2 separate regions of the Homo sapiens genome follow, and region 2 is linked to region 1. Evidence: chromatin loops called from intact Hi-C (ENCODE). Cell type or tissue: IMR-90. All regions are shown on one strand. Links, peaks and the distances in the headings refer to the core of each region. The heading gives the core; the rest is flanking DNA. Region 1 overlaps ADAM12 (ADAM metallopeptidase domain 12). Region 2 overlaps ADAM12 (ADAM metallopeptidase domain 12).

Evidence for each region. A loop is a pair of places that touch in the nucleus more often than their neighbours do. Peaks named below come from ENCODE experiments on the same cell type or tissue, not always from the same donor. Only the 100,000 strongest peaks of a DNase experiment are listed, where the experiment ranks them.
Region 2: a loop joins it to region 1, with 2.1 times the contacts of the local background. A loop is called at or near these places in 1 of 110 quality-filtered maps.

The regions. Positions count from the first base shown.
Region 1 is chr10:126,363,233-126,373,251 of GRCh38, reverse strand. All of the region lies in intron 1 of ADAM12 (ADAM metallopeptidase domain 12), which reads left to right. Among named protein-coding and RNA genes, the nearest start is that of ADAM12, 20 kb to the left of the region's middle. In IMR-90, for the core only: no CTCF peak of the experiment used is centred there; no DNase peak of the experiment used is centred there.
Region 2 is chr10:126,310,338-126,320,356 of GRCh38, reverse strand. All of the region lies in intron 2 of ADAM12 (ADAM metallopeptidase domain 12), which reads left to right. Among named protein-coding and RNA genes, the nearest start is that of ADAM12, 73 kb to the left of the region's middle. In IMR-90, for the core only: no CTCF peak of the experiment used is centred there; a DNase peak (open chromatin) is centred at 4,376.

The DNA.
Region 1 (10,019 bases), core at 867-8,866:
GAGGTGTCAACAGAATTCCAGTCATGTGAGCCTTCCAGGAGTGTATAGTGAATTCATTCCATACTTAAACATTCTAGTATACAAAGAAGATTGTACAATGGAGTAAGCCAACAATGGAGACACTCATTTGTATATTTTTGTAACCTTCAGAATGAATGCTATGATTCCATATAGATTGATTTCTCCACTAATTTATCTACAGGAAAATCAGACGCCTGATTTGCCACTAAAATTTGGACATGTCAGATTTAGTCTATTCAATTCACTAAGCTTTACTTCCAGTTTCTTAGTAGGGAGAGTCTGCTCCTTGGAGCATAATTTATTCAGCTGCAATAGATGGTACTCTTGAAACTTTTTTCTCACATACTTTAGTCTCTTTTCTGTTTCTTGTCTCTGCTCTCCTTTAAAAAGGTGATTATCATCCTTCTTTCTCCCTCAGTGCTGCTGAAGACTAAGCCATTGGTTATAGAGGCTCAGTGAGAAAGCAATTTCAAAAGAGGGAGGCAGAAAGGGCTGGGATAGGATATGGTCTGTAAAGCTAAATCAAGACAACTGTTTTCAAGCACAAAAGCTCCTAGTAGAAGCATCTGCTTCTCTTATGGACTTCAGTGACATAAAATAATGAGATTTCTTCAGCTTATCTCCCCTGATGTTACTTCCTTATGGATTTAGTGGGTCAAGAGTGCTGTGTGTTCTGGCGTTGTAGTTATAAAATTGACAGGTGGCTTGGATCATGGCCAGAATTCTGGACTTGGAGTGAGAAGTGGCTCTGAGTTCTGGCTTGGCCTCTTTATGGCTGTGTGACCTTGAGGAACCCACTAAATCTTTCTGAACTTAGTTTATTTGTCAACAATGAGCAAGGATGCAGCCTACCTCCCTGGGTTGTGGTGAATTCCAAATGAGGGAGAGGTTGGGGAATGTGTTTTGTAATTTAAGGTCTTCTCTTTTGATGGTACAGGGGGCACATGGTATCACTGTTCATATGTTCATTCAGTGCTGAGGTTTGTCCTCATGCCTTGAACGGCACAAGTTCTCAGCATCCATGAGCCACCGTCCCCTTCTGCTCATGGTAGATGGGTATCCAAGTTAATCCCAAAGCTTGACAGAGGGGGTGGCAGAGAATTGGGAGAGGAAGGCAGTTTCTATTCGTTTTTCTCCTACCTTAAATCTCATGTTTCCATCTTTGTTGTTTATCAGTCTACCATTAGGGGCATCTCTGTTAACCAGGACTATTTGAGATTGTGTTAATAATGTGAACTCTTTCAAATATCATTTACTTATAGCACACAAAATGGTCACCAGTTTCCTTCTTCTCTGCTATATGGGACTCACTGTGGGCTAGGCATAAGGGCTGTAGAGAATGAATGGTAGCAGATGCCCAGGCCAGGGGCATGAATTTTCCTAGCCTTCAGCTTCCACTGGCTTTTTGAGAAAGAGATGTGGGAGGGAGGATAAGCGTAGAATGGCAAGGCAAATAAAATTTAACATGCCTCTCAGGGTATTGGGTTGGCATGAATAAGAATTGCTGCAGAAATAGGAACCTCACATTTGTGGGTGAAGCAGACACATAAGCTCTTGACTTATATCTTAATTACCAGTTAGAGCAGGTGATTGCAGCAGTAAAGCCCGTTAAGCACTCTACATCCTTGTGGCTCTAAACAGTACACATTTAGAACATCCAGAATCTGACAGAAATGTTCCACTCTAAGACCAAATATTGGTGGTGTTTTCCCAATTTACAGCAAAACGTAAGTGAATGGAAAGATCTCTCCCACACTACTAAGATTGTTCATCTGAATCTTTCTGAAACTAAGTTGCAGCTACCATTATCTTCTGACTTGCACAGCAGCAAATGAATTTTCTAAAATGTTTACTCAGTTCAGTGCATGATCAGACAACACCCAAGGGCTCCTGGTGACAGGTTTATCTGTGTACCTGGAAAACAATCACATTTCTGAGTGGTAATTGCTCTTTCTTCATAGGATAGAATTGAGGAATTCCATAAAGGGATTTTGCCTGTGTGGTTTCTGTGCTAGCACTGGTTCAGTAGCTTCTCATACATTCTCACCATGCCCTGGGAGGCAGGCACTATGACCACTCTTTCTTCCAGATAGGAAAGCCAAGGCTAGGACATTCAGCTTGTGCAGTTATACAGCTACAAGGTGACGCAGCTGAGATTATGCACATGAATTACTGCACAAATAGGGAATATACTAGAAATGGGACTTACACGAATAACTAATAGTGATGACACCGGCATTTAACAAAACATTCAGCAGACTCTCGACTAATCCCTTTACATGAATTATGTGGTTAAAATATCCCTATGGCCCTTAGAGGTATGGGCCATTATTATTTCCATTTTACAGATGAAGAAACTAAGGCATAGAGAACTCATGATTTGCCTTAGCCCTTGCATCTTATAAGAGGCTGAGCCAGGATTGAACTAGGCAGTTGATTTTCAGGGCCCACATGCTAAACCACTGGGCTGCCAAGGGAGGACCTATGATGTCCAGGAACTCTTCCATACTCCAGACCCTTTGCAGCTATCTCAGCTTGTGTTTATCTTGGGACATTGGGATTTGAGGAGAGAACCTAGGAAGACACTGAGATAGAACAATACTTGAGTCTTTAGCTGTGTGAATCCCAGGAACTTGTCCTGTGGGCTCTGACCTGCAAGGACTGGCAGGAAAAACAGGACTGGAGACCCATTTGCAGGGCCTGGTATCTCTGACCTTTCATTTTCGCATCAAAGGAACATGTGGACTTACCAGCTAAAATTTATTCTTCCTGAAGGAGAAACTTACTGTTTAATAATTAAGTATACTATCTTCTGTTTCCTCTCACAAATAAAATGCAGGACTCAACCTAATAACTGCTACCTATGATGGCTGTAGAAAATACTTGTAAACATGATAAATGCACATGCATGAGTGCATTTGTTATTTATTGCTGTATGACAAATTGCCACAACTTAGTGGCTTACTATCACACCTGTGTACAATCTCACAGCTTTTGTGGGTTACGAATCTAGGCACAACTTATCTGGGTCCTCTAATTCAGCTTCTTTCACTGGTTTCAGTCAAGATGTTAGCCAGGACTGGATCTCATTCAAAGGCTCAACTGGGAAGGATCTGCTTTCAAGCTCACAGAAACATGGCAGAATTCAGTCCCTTGAGTTGTTGAACTGAAGGTTTCAGTTCCTAGCTGGTTCCCATTTTCCTAATCAGTATTCTCTCCAATATAGAAGCTTGCTTCATCAAGGCCTGCAGACTGAGAAGGCAATATAATCTGCAAATAAGACAGAATCACAAGTTGTATAATCCAATCATGGTCTGTGAATATTGCTATAGTCTACTGGTTAAAAACAAGTCACTAAGTCTCTTAACCTAGTGACTTGCTTAATTCTAACCCTACCAGGGTTACATATGAGAGTGAATACCAGGAGGCGGGGGCACTGGGAACCATCTCAACAGTCTAGCACAGTGAGTTAATTAGATAATCAGCATTGTAAATACCAGGAATGGCTTTGACAGGTGAAAGCGTCTGTTTTCAGAGGTGTCCACTCACTATGTACAAGTCCTGGAGCTGGCAGCAGCATCTGATTGGTAAGGTGGCTCTGTTTCTGCATTTTTGTTGCTTAGCTGTTTCATGTCCTTTTACTGCAGTGTCTTCATTGCCTTTGCCTGACAGTTCTTTTCCCACTCTCACTCCAACACTTGGCTGAACTCCTCCTTGGCTTAGACTTCACTTCCTCACAGGCAGCCGGTTCTTGGTCCTTCCCACCCAACCCCAGTCAAGGAAAGGTCCCCCTGCTAAATGTTCTCAAAATGCTATGTCTCTGTCAGAGCACTTATCACATTCTAATCAACGGTTTGTCTTCTAGGTTAGAATTTAAGCTCTGTGGTGACAGAGACCACATCCATCTTATTCTCTGTTGGGTCCCCCGTGCCTAGCACATCACAGCTGCTCAATAAATATTGGCATGATGAGTAAATAGTCCCACTTGGTGTGCTGCTTTTTCATTTCAACAAATGTGATTCACTAAAGCTCTACTCTTAAATTTTTTGTGTTTGTACAACCTTTCATGTAAATGAATTTTCACATTTGGAAAGTCTTTTTGAAAAAAAATACCATGTATCCAAATATTTGATATGGAAAAGGTAGTTAGTATATATTAGTGATACGAAAGGAACATCTTAAAGGAACATCTTTTGGAAATACTATGATGCTGTAATGGATGCTAATTTTCATATTGGGTAGAAAATGTGAGCTGATAGTCTAATAAAAATCGCAAGAGGTCTCTATTAATTTTAGCTTGTTCTTATCTCCCTGAGAAATGTACAGATGCGAGGATGGGCATGAAGAACTCTATGCATTTGCTTGGGTTTGGATATTCTATAGCTAGCATTTAGTGATCTGGTGATGATAAACTTAACTATATGTTTACTTTTTTTCCTTTTTATTTCCTCTACCCTCATTTTAAACTTTTGAAGTGATTTTAGCCTAAATGAGTAAAAATTCAATTGGGGAATGAAATGACTCCTTCTAAAACAGAGCTCACCTTCTGCAACTACAAAGGCAAAAAAAAACAACAACAACAACAAACTTACATCAGGCTGATTTGCAAATCACAAGTTTTACTTTGTTTTATGCTGCTTTCTTACATTGAACTTGGTTATTTTATTTACATCCACAATGGATAGTTTCAGTGGTTTGATGAAAATCATTTTTATGTACAAAAATTGGAAGACTTAACATGAAAGGTTATTATTGATAAACTCATAGTAATTTTAAAAGTACATTCCTTAAAGTTGTACCCTATTTGTTGTTACAATACATTTTTCTTTTGGTGGTTTGACTTCAGTCCTTTGTAAAAAAAAAAAAAAAAAAAACAAATCACACAATCTAAGCTGGGATCATAAAACAGTGAATTAAGTTATCAAAGGAATAATGAAATTTATGTTTCTGAAGAGTTTTAATATAAATAACAACTGGGTAGCCTGATTAGTTGTAGTCCTGGGAATATGAACTATGAGACCTACCTAGGTTTCACAAATTAGTATGCCCATTCATTTGTTGTTTATCCTATATTATATATACACATACACACATATATATACACACATGCATACATATACTTATATGCACACGTTTATATATATACACACATACACATGCACACATATACATTTATGTACATATAGAGACAGATCTGGGTTTATTACCTAATATTTTAAGGATTTTATGTCTGTTTTTATAAGAGATAGTGCTATTTTTCTTATTATATTATTGTCTAGTTTTGGTATCAGGGTTATACTGGCCTCATAAGTTAAGGTTTTCTCACTTTCTGTATTTTGTGAAAGAGTTCGTATAAGATTGTTATTATTTCTCTCTTAAATGTCTAATAGAATTATTCAGTGTAGCTATCTGGGCCTGGAGATTCAAAAAATACGTCCATGTCATCTGAGTTAACAAACATATTGGCATAACATGTTTCATAATATTTTCTTATCACTTAATGCCTGTATTATCTGTAATGACGTACCCCTCTTTAATTCCTAAAATTGGTAAATTATGATTTTTTTCTCATTTTTTTCATCCTGCTAGGAATTTAACAATTTTATCAATATTTGCAAACAACCAACTTTGGTTTCAAAGATTTTCTTTTGTTATTTATTTTATTGATTTTTGCTACTTATTGTTGCTTTTCTTCTAGTTTGTCTTTGATTTGCTCTTTAGCTGCTTTTGGTTGATCCTTACTTAGAATATTAACATAACATTCTCAATTTCTAGTACAGCCATTTGGAAATACAAATATCCCTGGTGCAGTACTCCTTTAGCTGAATATTACAAATTTGTATAGGTTATTTTTTCATTATCGTCAGTTTAAAATATTTTAAAAAATTCTTTCATAATTTTTTTCTATGACTCGTGGCTTATTTAGAAATATGTTTTTAAATTTCTGAATATTTGAGATGTTAAGATTTTTGTTATTAATTTCTAATTTTATTTTATTATAATCAGATTATGTCTTCTTTATTACTTTTATCTTTACATTTGTTAGAGAGTTGTTTTATACTCCAGCTTATAGTCTTTATTGATGGATATTCCATGAATGGTTGAAAGGAATGTAAAATCTGCTGTTGTTGGATAGGGTAATGTCCCGTAAATAGCATAGTTAGTTGATGGTGTTATCAAATCTCATATTAAGCTTACTAATATTTTTTGTTTGTTATTTCTATCAATTATTGGGAGAGGAGTAACACCTTTAACTGAAGTTGCCAATTTATCTATTTGTACTTTCAGTTCTGTCAGTCTTCTTGATGTATTTTGAAACTCTTTTTAGGTTTATACACATCTAGGATTGTTATGTCTTCTTGACGAATTGACCTGTTTATCATGATGAAATTTCCTCTTTATCTCTGGTAGTAATTTCTGTCCCACAGTCCACTTTGACTAACATTGATATGGCCACCTCAGCTTTCCTATGCTTAGTGTTTGCATATGTATGCGCAGAGCATTTTTTTCATTTTTTAAAATTTTCAGTATATCTATATTTATGCTCAAAGTGCATTCTTTTAAACAGTGTGTATTAGCTTTGCATTTTAATCTTTTCTGAGGGTCACTACCTTTTAATTGAAATATTTATTCCAATTACACTTAATTATTCTTATGGAGAATTACGTTCATTATCTTGCTGTCTTTTACTGTTTGCCCAGTATGTTTTTGCTTTTTTCCCTTCTTTTCCCATTTTCTTTTGTACTGAGTAGTTTTAATATTTCCCTTTTTTAGCTGTAGTTCTTCATTTTATTATTATATTTTAGTGTTTGCCATAGGAATTAGAATATGTATCTTTAACTTAGAGAGTTATAGAAAGGATCACGCATCCTGCTGTGACATCCTAAAAGGCTGCATGGAATTAATATGGAAGCAGTGTTTTCATACAGTAGTTTTATAGTTTTATTTTTTGTATTTAAATTATTCATTCATCTGTCATTTTTACACAAAAGGTGAGGATAGGAATCCATTCTCTTTTCAGATGACTACCCAGTTATGACCACTGACTGTTTTATTTCCATTGATTTGAAATACTACCTTGTTTATTAGATTTTTTTATACATATTTGTGTCAATTTTTCTCACTTTTATATACTTATATTGATCTGTCTATTCTTGTACTTGGACTGTATGCTTAATTATTGCTATTTGATAATTCTAACACCTGGTAGATCTAAACCTCGTATAATATTCTTTCAGAATTGTTCTGTACCTTCTTGATTACTTTCCATATAAATAAACTTTAGAATCTAAAAGAAATCCCAATAAATGTAAGCAGGATTGCACTTGAAAAGCAGGTGATTTAAGACAGGAGTAAGCACCTTTAAAATTTGTGCTATGTGTTGTAATTGGCTTTCCAATCGCTGTGCTCCTTGATATGGTTTGGCTGTGTCCCCACCCAAATCTCATCTTGAATTGTAGTTCCCATAATCCCTATGTGTTGTGGGAGGGATCTGGTGGGAGGTAATTGAATCATGGGGGCAGTTGCCCCGATGCTATTCTTGTGATAGTGAGTGAATTCTCATGAGATTTGATGGTTTTATAAGGGGCTTTTCCCCCTTTGCTCCACACTTCTCCTTCCTGCCTCCCTGTGAAGAAGGTGGCTTTCGTCACCTTTGCCCTTTGCTATGATCACAAGTTTCCTGAGGCCTTCCCAGCCACACGGAACTGTGAGTCAAACCTCTTTTCTTTATAAATTACCCAGTCTCGGGCATTTCTTCATAGCAGCCTGAGAACAGACTGATACACCCCTTTATGTTCTTCCTGGCCTGTTTCTCTGAAGCTTCTTCATTCCTAGCTAGTGGCATTATTGTTACCAATTATTATCATATTTACTTTGCCAATTTTCTAGGTTAAAATATTCTAATTTGCATTTTAAATTTATTGTTGGGGTCTTAGGAGTCTATTAAACAAACTTTCCTTCCCCTCTTAGGTTCAGAAGTAAACGATGGCACCGGAAGCAGAATGTTAGAGAACAAATGATCAGTTATTAATACACAGCTGATCATAGAATTTGGCTTTAGGTCTTTGGCTGTGTAGGCTTACTACTGTTTTACTTCCAAATTTGAGAGTCACCAATCATACTGGATAATATTAACAATGTAGTATCTTGCCCAACAGGGTCATATCCCTTAACATATGGCAAAGGGCAGACCAGAATGAGTGTGCTGTAGACACATCCAGGATGACAGGGAGATCCCAGAAGAAATGAGACACAAAATTAAGTTCCTCCTTTCAAACTCTTATATACATCACTATTCTTTACCTGGGGGAGTTAGGGGAAGGGAGGGAGGCCCGGAATATTAATCTAATGGAAATTCATGTACACTAAAACAAGGACAAAGGTGGGATGGTGAGGGAGGAGTTGAGGGAAGGAGGTTCTCTTTAAATTCTTAATAATGCAGTTTAATTTCCCCCCTTATTTTTATCAATAATTTTTGATTTTTTTAAATTGTTAGTTCATATCCTTTGGTCACTTTGTTATTGAAGATTTGTCTTCTTTTAATTGATTTGTTAAGAGCTGTTTATATATGAGCACTACCCTTTTGTGAGCCATAATTTGGAATGAACAGCATACCATTCATTTATTACAAAGCACTTTTTAGGTGTTATTTTTCTAGTTATTTTTCTTCCCTTGTCATTATAAATGGGATCCAATTTTCAATTTTATTTTAGTAATGATATATCTTGTATTAGTTTATATACACACATTCTGGGACTAGCCTGTTTATTAAAATGTCTTGCTGGTTTTAGTAGATATTCAGTTGACTTTCTTGGGTTTCCTAGGTAACTAATCATATCACTTATAAATAACTTTTCTTTTCTAACATTTATTTCCCTGAAATGTTATTGCTTTATTGCAGTGTCTCAAACATAAAGAATTGCTATAAAAATGTGTACAAACAGCAATAATTCCTCTTTTGTTTTGGGTTTTAATGGAAGGCTCCTGATATTTCACCATTGATTTTAATATTGACTGTTGATTTAAGATGTGAGTTTATGATTTTAAGAACCTATTTCTAGTTTTCAAATAGATTTTTTTAAAAAAAAAAGTATTGGATACTGAATTTTATTAACTTTTTTTAGACATGTACAGAGGTACCATATCTTGTCTCTCTCTTTTTAAATCTTGTGACCTGATAAAAATATTAATTGACTTATTGATATAAATATTCATTCATGGATTTCCCCTTATCAAAATATTCTTATATTTTTGGGACACATCCTGCTCTGTCAAGGTGTATCATATTTTTAATATGCTGCTGAATTTAATTCCCTAGTGTTCTAATTAAGATTGTTTGCATCTATATTAGGAAGGAAAGTGGTCTTAGTTCTCTGTTTATACAAACTCAGTGGCTTAAAACAATAAAACCCATCTTTCGCTCATGTGTCTGTGAGTCAGGGATTTAGGCTGGGCAGGTCTGGTCTCCGTTAGGCTTGCTGCCATGTTTATGGGCCTGCTGAGTATAATAGAGTGACCAGGCCCTTCTCCATGTCTCTCCCATCTCCGTAGCAGGCTAACCCAGCATGTTCTCATAGAGAAGGCAGAGGCATAAGAACAGACATGTCCTTAGACACAAGCCCATTTCAAGCATCTGCTTGGGACCCACCTGCTAACATTCCATTGACATGTCAGGGAAGCAAACTGGGGAAGGAGGTTCTACCTCTTCAGAGCAGGAGTGGAAAAGCCATATCCCACCCCCAGACAAGGGACTCCTTGGGGCTCAGATAGAGGGATGGTAAAGTATTAGAGCAATTTTAGCAATCAGCCATAATCCTAAAGTTTCTTTTATCCAGTCTTTTACTGTGTGTTTTTTGGGACAGTAAAAATTATATGAAAATAATCTGTCACATTGGGGCTTTAAAAAACTCTCTCTTAAAATTATCTGGCCCCAATATCTTTATGGAACATAAATCTTGTACAGATTTTTGAACTTCTTACAGACTTATTGGTTTTGC
Region 2 (10,019 bases), core at 775-8,774, 53 kb after region 1:
ATGTAACATATGCCTGCATAGAGAGCCGCTGTGGGAAGAATTTCCTTTTGGATATATTTAAGACACTCCTCATGCTCTTGTGTCTTGCACGTGTCCCTGAGAATGTGAGGAAGACATGCATTGTTGGTGGTGCACACTAGTGTTTTACCAGCATTTTTTGTTACCGCCTGCCTAAAGAGAAAAACTAAATGAATTTAAATTTAGTTTCTTTCTAACAAGAGAACTTGAACACTAAGGAATAAGATTTTATTGGGTTGTGCTAAGCTAAACTTTGGAGGGTAAAAACCTTTGTAATAGCGAAGGTTTTCGTCCCCTTCCTAGTACCAATTTTGCTCATCCCCGTTGAGAATGCATGGTGGGCACCACACGTAAATGGTCAAAAGGAAACACGTGTCTCCCAAGACTACATGTGTTTAGAGAAATCTGCCCATTAGAGATTTGGGGCAAGGAAGAATAAAAGTCAATTCCCACCCTTCCATCCTCCCAAGACTGCTCTTGCTAGATCTTTAAAAATAAGCTTTTTATATAAGAACAATTTTTAATTTATAAAAAAATTGCAAAGATAGTATGGTTCTCATGTACCTCACACCAAGTCTCCCCTGTTGTTACACTTGTCACAATTAACAAGCCCTTATCAGTGGATTATTAGGAGCTAATGTCCGTACCTTATTCTGATTTTCTTAGCTTTGACTCAATGTTCGTTTTCTGATGGTTCATCTGGGACCTCACATTATATCGTGTTCAGTGTCGTGTCTCTGAAGGCTCCTCTTGGTTGTGGCGGTTTATTGGGCCTTCCTTGTCCTTGATGACCTAGACGGTTTTGGGGAGTAGAGATCAGGTGTGGCATAGACTGGCCCTCAGCTGGGATTTTCCAGCGTTTTTCTCATGATGGGACTGGGCTTGTCTGTTTTGGGCAGCAGATCACAGAGGCAAATTCCCCATCTTGTTACACCATATCAAGGGGACATACTGTGCATATGTCTTATCTGTAGGTGCTTCAGCACCTGGCTGAGGTTGTGTTTGCTGGGTTTCTCCACTTACAAAGCTCCTTTTTCCCCCTTCCCATGCTGTGTTGCCTGGAAGGAGGTCACTGTGCGCATCCCATACTTGAGGAGTGGGGAGTTACGCTGCACCCCTGGATGGCGAGGTAGCTGCATCCATTATTTGGAATTCTCATGCATGTGAGATTTGTCTGTGCTCCCTATTTATGTTTTTAATCATTTAACGACATTAATGTGGTCTTATGGTTATTGATATGGTTTGGCAGTGTCCCCACCCAAATCTTATTTTGAATTGTAATTCCCACAATCCCCCACATGTTGTGGGAGGGACCTGGTGGGAGGTAATTTAATTACAGAGGCAGGTCTTTCCCATGCTGTTCTCATGATAGTGAATAAGTCTCACGAGATCTGCTGGTTTTTTAAAGGGCAGTTCCCCTGAACATGCTCTCTTGCCTGCCACCATGTAAGATGTGTCTTGCTTCCCCTTCGCCTTCTGCCATGATTGTGAGGCCTCCCCAGCCATGTGGAACTGTGAGTCAATTAAATCTCCTTCCTTTAAAAATTACCCAGTCTTGGGTCGTCTTTATTAGCAGTGTGAGAGTAGACTAATACAGGTATTTATTTTATACTTTAGAATATAATCCAATACTCTTATTTATTTTATTGTTCAAATTGTTCCTACTTTGGCTATTGAGAGTTCTTTTCACTGGCTCCTGTGTCTCTTTGACATACACCCATGGATGCATGTGTGAAGGTGTGTGAGAGAGTGTGTGGGTGTATGTGAGTGTGTGAGTGTGAATGTGAGTTTGAGTGTGTGTGAAAGTGTGTGTTAGAATGAGTGTGTGTGAGAGAGTGTGGCTCTGAGAATGTGTGAATGTGTGAGTGTGAATGTCACTGCATGAGTTTGAATGTATGTGAAAGTGTATCTGTGTGTTAGAATGTGTGTGTGTTTGTGTATGACAGAGTGACTCTGAGCTTGTGGATGTATGCGAGTGAGAGAGTGTGAATGTGTGTGAGTTTGTGTGTGAAAGTATATGTGAGTGTGTGGGTGTACATTAGTGTGTGAGTTTGAGTGTGTGAAAGTGTATGGGAATGTATAAGAATGTGTGAGAGTGTGTGTGAGAGAGATGGTATGACTGTTGAGTGTGTGTGTGTGTTCTAGCACTTCCTTCCTTTCTGGCACTGCAAGCTGCACTGGGTTCATCTGGTATATTTCCTGTACCTGTCCTAAAGTCAGCCATTTCTCCACGAGCCCGATTCCTTGGAGAATGGTATTAGAGACTCTAGGTACTAGATAGGCTCACTGCTACTGGGCAGTCATTGCTTCTAGGCCTTCTCAGCTGACAGAGTGTGGGAAATATATGTGTATGTCTGCTGTGGGTAGATTATAAAAGAAACAGATCTCAAGTGCTGGCTCATGGCTGAGACACACCCTATCTTTTCACATAATTAATTTAAAATGGCATAAAATTGGGAGGCTGAAGCAGGAGAATTGCTTGAACTCAGGAGGCGGAGGTTGCAGTGAGCCAACATTGCACCACTGCACTCCAGTATGGGTGACAGAGCAAAACTCCATCTCAAAAAATAATAAAATAAAATGGTATAAAAGGAAATATGCCAGGAATTTGGCTCTTTATGGATGTACCTATAGACATAAATAAAATAGCTATGTTCAATAAGTTAAATCAATTACTTAGAAACCTAATCATTAGGCTCTTTTCCCTGGGGGAAAAAAACATTTCTTAAAAAAATTAATTCCCAACTCTTCAGTATTTGACCTAGCTCTGGTATTTCACATTCCTTGCATTGATCCATGCCTCAAGGCTGCCTTTCTGCTAATTACTTGAAATTAAATTGACCCTTTTCTAAAGTTGGCACACAAAATGTTTCATTCAGCTGGCATAATGTCTGCCATATGCACTTTTTACTCAGCAGAGGTACTAAGGGTCTTCTTTTTGCTTGAACCTACTAATTTTCCAAGCATATTGTTTAAAGATTTGGTCAAAAACCCAAAACAGAGTTGGTGAGAGCACAGAGCTACTGAGATCCAGGGTTGTGGATTGGGTCTCTATTAAGATTTCCCGTTTCCATGGGAGCCATTAGCTTGGCTGTGTTCCTCGGCCTCACCTGGCAGGTCCCACCCCAGAGGTGTCTCAGGAAGGACTCCTCAGAAGGGCTGTGGGTGGATTCGCTCAATTGCAGAAACATCACAGGTACAGCACTTCCCATCATTGATGGACTCGCGGTGATGTTTCTGTATATGGAGGCAACATAGTTTGCATCCATGTTTCTCAAACTTCAGTCACCCAGGACCCACCAGCGTGAATTTAACCTAATTATAAAAGCAATCACATCATTAATATTACAGCTTATCATATGAATAGCTTATACATGCTTGAGATACTTAGTGATTTTTTTTCTCAAACACTAAAACTGATTAAAATGAAGTGTGCTGTATACCTCTTAAAATGTATTTGTCTGTCATGGGGGAACACATTATACCACTTGGAAAATGCTATTTTAGCTATTGTAGACTTTTAACAATTTTCTTTTCTTTTTTTTTTTTTTTTTTGAGATAGGGTCTCACTCTGTCACCAATGCTGGAGTGCAGTGGCACAATCAGTGCACCATCACCCCTGGCTAATTTAAAAAATTATTTTTTGTGGAGATAGGTTTTTGCCATGTTGCTGAGGCTGGTCTCAAACTCCTGAGCTCAAGCGATCCACCTGCCTCAGCCTCCCAAAGTGCTGAGATAACAGTCATGAACCACCGTGCCCAACCAATTTCTTTAATTTTTCCACCTTGAACACCTCATCAGGTGTATGTTTTCATCAATTTACATGTATAGCCATGTAAATTGAGCCCTGCGCAACTTGGGGCTTAGAGTTGAATGGCTCTAAACCTGCTCAGCTGCTGAGGGCGGAGGCCCTGCCTAGGATACTATTGGGTGGAATTATCTCCATGAGTTTTGACTTAACACTTTTGAGGGGGAAGAAATTACGATTAGAGATTACCCTGCTTTTCTGTTGAGTCCTTTCTGTATATTCATTTAATCAACAAATATTTATTGAGAATCCTTTATGTGCCAGGCCCTGTGCTAAGTGATAGAGATATTTTGCCCTTTTAAAAACTGCATTAAAACTGGCCATTTCATTTCAGAGCTACTTTGCAACTTGCTCAAACAGAACTCTTAGAAATGTTAACTCCTCCTGCACTACAAACATAAGGAAGAGTTAAGAGCCCATCAGGGGTAAAAAATTCTATCATATCTCCTTTGAAATCCAGCTCCTTCTTTTGTAGTTCAAAACAAGACCACGGGGGCATATAATCTCTGGTCGTGCCTATTCAGCTAATAGGAATGCGTTTGCATTGCCAAAAGTTATTGCTGGTTTTAGTGTTCCTTGACACAGGCAAATCTCATAAGTGGACTTCGTGGGAATGCATCGGATCGCTGGGAGCTGTCGGTCAGCCAGACACTAGCTGCCCATGTCTGTGTCTTTGCTTATAAAGAGCATTGAGAGTGGGCATTTGCTGTCCTGCGATTTTCATGTCTGGATCTGCTGTGGAAAAGTGAAGAATCACACATCTACAGACACCCTTGCCTTGCAGTTTTAAGTAAAAAGAGAAGGGAGCTTTGTGAGGTTGATCTCCAGAACGGTCTCGGTGGAGCTCCAGAGACTGAGTTTCCAGCCTGCTGTTTCATTGGCAGGTACTGAGCCTCGTCTGGTTCAGTCTGGAAGTGTTTCTGGGAATGCAGCTGCCATGGGAAACGCCTGTGATGGGCAAAACACAAACTGGTCATCCTCCCAGCTCCAAGGATCAAACTAATATTCTGATTTTTATGCCACATACTTCAGTTGCCCAGACAGGGTTATAAGGAGCCATCGGTTGGAAAGGACAGAAACAGCATCCTTAAGTCAAATACAAAAGATTGGATGCATTTTTGTTGGTTATAACAGACAGGAACACGGAGACGTTCTTTTGGCTCCAGCAGGCATTACGAGGAAAGAGCTGGCGAGCAGAGTTGGCAGGTGGGGAAATGAGTTGGAGAAACTTTAAAGATCTTTTCCTATAAAATAAATGTCCAGAAGCTGTGGAAACGTACGTCTTTAGTTAAGTAAATACCCTCGAAGACAACACATGTACATTTTTCAGTGAAAGCTGACTAGCTACAACTGCCATGTTTTCAGATTCCAAGAATTTCAGCACACATAGAATTGACCTATCATGCTCATTAACCTCAGAGCAACTCCTTTCAAGAAGCTCTTGCAACCATGACGGCAAATGAGTTTAACTGTTTCATTTCAAATGCAGTGACTTGGAGCGGCATGCTTACCGTTTCCTTGCCCTGCATCTCAGGCCCAAATGAGAAGGAACGTTAATTACCTTACCAGTCCTAGCTTCTGTACAAACTGGGGCAGTCTGCTGAAACCCCCGCTTCTCCCTTTCCTTCCATAGAAAGCCTCATAGCAGGGGTTTTGAACGAGGCTCTGCATTGACTGTGCTCTGAGAGGCAAGTTCCAGTCCTCTGTTTATGTTTGCAAGTGACTATTAAGTACCTATTCCAGCTAGATTTGGGGTTGGGTTGAGGAGTTTTCAGATTAAACAAGGCCCTGAATATCATGCTGGGGGCTTGACTTCAATTCTGAAGGCAATGGGGAGCCACTGAAGGTTTCTGAGTAGTCAAGTGACATTTTGGGGGTGTAATTTTAGACAAGGTTTGAAAATAGAGTATTGAAAATTTTATATAGACAATGGGCTCTCAGACAAATCTTCTTTTCCTGAAAATGTCCATGTCGTATCTCTTGATTGATTTGAGTGTGTCTCATTTATGAGTGGAGGGTGCTCCCAAAATTTGTCCCAAATTCAAAGCAGAACTTCTTAATGTGTGGCCCCATTGAGGTGATGTTCCAAAGGGCAGCCAGACGTTGGCCTGCAGCCCTAACACTCCCTGTGCCCTACTCTGTCTGCATTGAAACTCCCTTTGGAGCACCCCCCTCACACCATATCCTCACCCCACAGCATCCCCAGCTGGTTTCTGCTCTCCCTCACCAGGGACACCTGGTCTCCTCTCTAACAATCGAGCTGGCTACTTTTCCCATGGTTGTGGGACTTGCGTCCATGTCCCTCTCTCCAAGCTTACTTCCTGCCCCACCCTCAGCTCCTCCAGCAGTCCTCAGACCACGCTACTCCTGCCAACCTGCTCAGGTCGGTGGTGATGCCTCATCCTCCACACTTGGCTTCTCATCTTATTCCTGGCTTGGCTCCTCCTCTGGCTTTTGTCCAGGAGAGCCCTGGGAATGTCCTTGGGAATGCCTGTTCCTGACCTCCATCCGTGAGTGCCTACAGCACCCCATCTAGTTGCATGGTGAATGAGTCCCTTCTCGTCTCTGCCTTAAAACCCCTTCCTTAGGGAAGTCTTCCTTCCCTCATTATCTCATTTAAGCAGATGCCCACTCGCTTGGTTGCTGTAATTATTCTTTGTTTCTTCCACGCTCTGCCTCACCATTTTCTTTATCTGTTTATGTCCTCGTTTAATGTCTGCCTTTCAGCCTTAACTGTCCATCCCATGAGGAGAGAGACTTATCTTTTTTATTCACCACTTTTTCCTAGAGTTGACCACAGAAGCTTCTGTGATAAATACCAGTGATATATGTGTAGGTGGATAGAAGGGCAGGTGGGAAGACAGACAGACAGATCGACGGATGGACAGATGGATAGATGGCTGGATGGACAGATGGACAGATGGATGGATGGGGCTCACACCTTGAAGCAGGTGGTGTTGATGAGGTGTATGTATTCTCTTCCACCCTTTTATATGGTCATCTTATATGTCTGGCTATTCCATATGAGATCTTAAAATGTTCTGTTTCCCAGGTGGGAGACTTTGACCCCATACTTTGCATTTTCAAAGTTAAATTCAAGGGCTTTGTGATAGCCAGCTTCCAAGGTGATCCTTGCCCTTCCAAGGCCCTCTCCTTTGTGAGGCAGGGTTGGTCTGGGTCACCAATAGAAGAAGGCAGAAGTGTGTGACCTTGAGGTTAAGTCATAGGAGACATTGTACTTTTCACCTTGGTTTCTTGGCCCTCTCAACTGGTGGGGGAAACCAGCTGCTGAGCCATGAAGATACTTAAACAGCCCTGTGGAGATACCATATGGAAAGCCGACAGCCAGCGCTGACTTGCCAGGCATACTAGGGTGCCATCTTGCAGTGGGTCCTTTCATCCCAGCCAAGCTGCAGGCTCAGGTGATGACTGCACCCTCATGAGAGACCCTCAGGCTGGGACCTTTCAGCCAAGCTGCTCTGCATTTCTGCTGCAAAGAAACTGTAAGCAAAGTAGCAACGTGTGATGTTGTCTCTTCATCTGAACCAACATGGCTAATTTATGCAAGTAAGTAATAATGTATTACTGAAAAGTAAAAGAAGAAACTGCAAAATCTGAAGACTTGACCATAACTACCTGTTAGCTTTGGCGATGTGGCTCACATATGTTCACGTGCATATGTGGCTGCGATGAGAGGGCATCGTTCCTGGTTTGTCAGCGCCTGAGATGTGCTGATGTCCCCGGGTTTGACGGCACCATTGTCTAACAAGAGAAGAGAAGGCAGTTGCTTGCTGCTGAAGAAGGGCAAAGTCTACAACATAAACAGTATTTAATAAAGCCAGCCACAATCTTGATATCATGTTTGGCTTAGTGTTTAGGTTTAATTACAACGAATTCAGAGAGACTTCTGCCTATTTATGTTCTCCTCCTCCTTAAAGGCTCCCCACAGGCCTGCCTCCTCCCTGAAGCTTTCCCTGACCACCCAGACTCCACTGACCACACGGCATCCATATCTCATTAACCACATAGTCAGGACCATCCAGCCACACACAGCATTTCTTCTCTTGTGTTTGGTTTGTTGAAGGGAGACAACTACCTAAATTAAGTCACATTCATCCAGAGGCACGGCCAGGTTCTCACTTCAGGACTTGCTGTTCTGGAGCTTGTGGAAGACAGAACCCAGGTGTTGGAGAGGGAAGGAGCAGGTGTGCTTGGAAGGCCCCGCTGTCGGGTTCCCTCTGCACCCATCTTGTGTCCCCCGCTGGTGCTCTGCCATGGGTTTCTCACAGCCTCTCTGACGTCGTCTCATTGCAGCTGTACAGAAAATGCAAACCGTGGTCTTGACGCTTATACTTCACTTCTGGTCACCAAACGTGGGTTTTTTTTTTTTTTTTTTTTTCCACACCAACCAATTCTCCAACTTTGGACACCAGTTGGGTGTCCTACAGTTCAGTTATGATGCTGACTACCTGGAGTTAGCACCGACCCCACAGGCAAAGGGTTCCATCCCACAAGATGCTCCACTTCAGACGCCAATTGCAAATAGAGGGTCCCCAGGTGACCCACACTTCTCTCTGACTTGGCTACAAGTGAAGGGGTCCCATGACCCCCTTGTCAGGCTCAATAATTTGCTATAATGACTCGGGACTCACTTATTTACTTAGTCTTGCTACTTTATTATAAAATATATGGTAAAGGACACCAATGAGCAGCCAGATGAAGAGGTGCCTATAGAGCAGGGTCTAGAGGGTCCTGAGCGTGGGAGCTGCTGTCCCCGTGGAGTTGCAGTGCACCACCCTCCTGGCACATGGATGTGTTCACCACTCTGAAACCTGAATCTCCTCTTTTCAGGATGTTTATGGAGGCTTCATCACTTTGGCATTATCGATTTTTAACTCCAGCTCCAGCTCCTCTCCCCTCCCCAGAGGATGGGGGTGGGCTGGAAGTTCCCAGCTTCTAATCATGGCTCAGTCTTTCTGGTGACCAGCCCCCATCCAGGAGCCCACCAAGAGTCACCTTATTAGAACAAAAGACGTTCCTGTCACCCGAGAAATTACAGGGGTTTTAGAAGTTCTGTTCCAGGAACAGGGGGCAGAGACCAGATACATGTTCCTTATGCCACAAAGGTCTCATCTGCTCTGCCAGTGCTGTGCCCTAAGCACTGTGCTACTTTTTTATAATTGTTTTTTGGAGATTAGATTTAAAAAGAATTATTTTCCTCTCCCAGGTTTCTCCTCCCACTCCAGCCCCAGTTATACTTCTGTATTTATTCAGCAAACATGCATGGAATGTGGCATTGCCAAATAAAATATAGGATGCCCGGTTAAATTTAAATTTCAGAAAACCAATGAGGAGTCTTTGAGTATATCTCATGCAGCTTGTGTGCGTGCAGGTGTGTGTGTGTGTGTGTGTGTGTGTGTGTGTGTGTGTGTGTGTATTTGTGTGTATGTATAATGAGGAAGACCCATAACCCACTAAAAAGGTGGGCAGGAGATTTAGTATTAGCTCAGCTCAGAGGAGGCATCCTAGAGATTTTCCCTGCAACGACCCTTAATGAAGACTGGCATTCCCTAAAGGCAGGGACTTCTTTCCTGCTCCTTAGGGTCCACCATATCCCCTTGCACAATAAATGCTTAACAAAAATGTATCATCCCTCTCATAGTGCACAATTTCATATTTTGGTCCCATTCTCACCAAACAGCTATGAGACTATGTTAATAATTTCCCTGTACCTGTGCTACTCTGCATTACAACCTTCTTTTATTTACTGAGAAAGTTCTTTTGTACCTTCCCATTGATAATGAGACACATCCCACCCAGTGATCCATAATTAAAAACAATATGATGGTATTTACATAATTTTGAGAGTTAGCACTCCAGTTTCCATACTGTTACCTCTGCACCCACCTGCCTTTCTGCCCCTACCTCAGCCACCAGGCATCTCAGAGGCAGCTGATTGCTTTTAGTGGCTGCTGTGTACCATGGGTTTTGCTGTGTAACTATTGCAGCCTGGTTCTACCCTACCACTTGCTTGGAACATCTTTTGGCAAGGTCAATAATGCCTTGGTAAATACCTTGCTTCTCTTACATTCTCTGGGGTCTTTAATTATTGGTATTTGTCATTGGTGATTTCTTTCTCTTACTTGCAATTGCTGCCCCTGGATTTCTTGGTCCCAGGTTTTGCCTTGTTCTC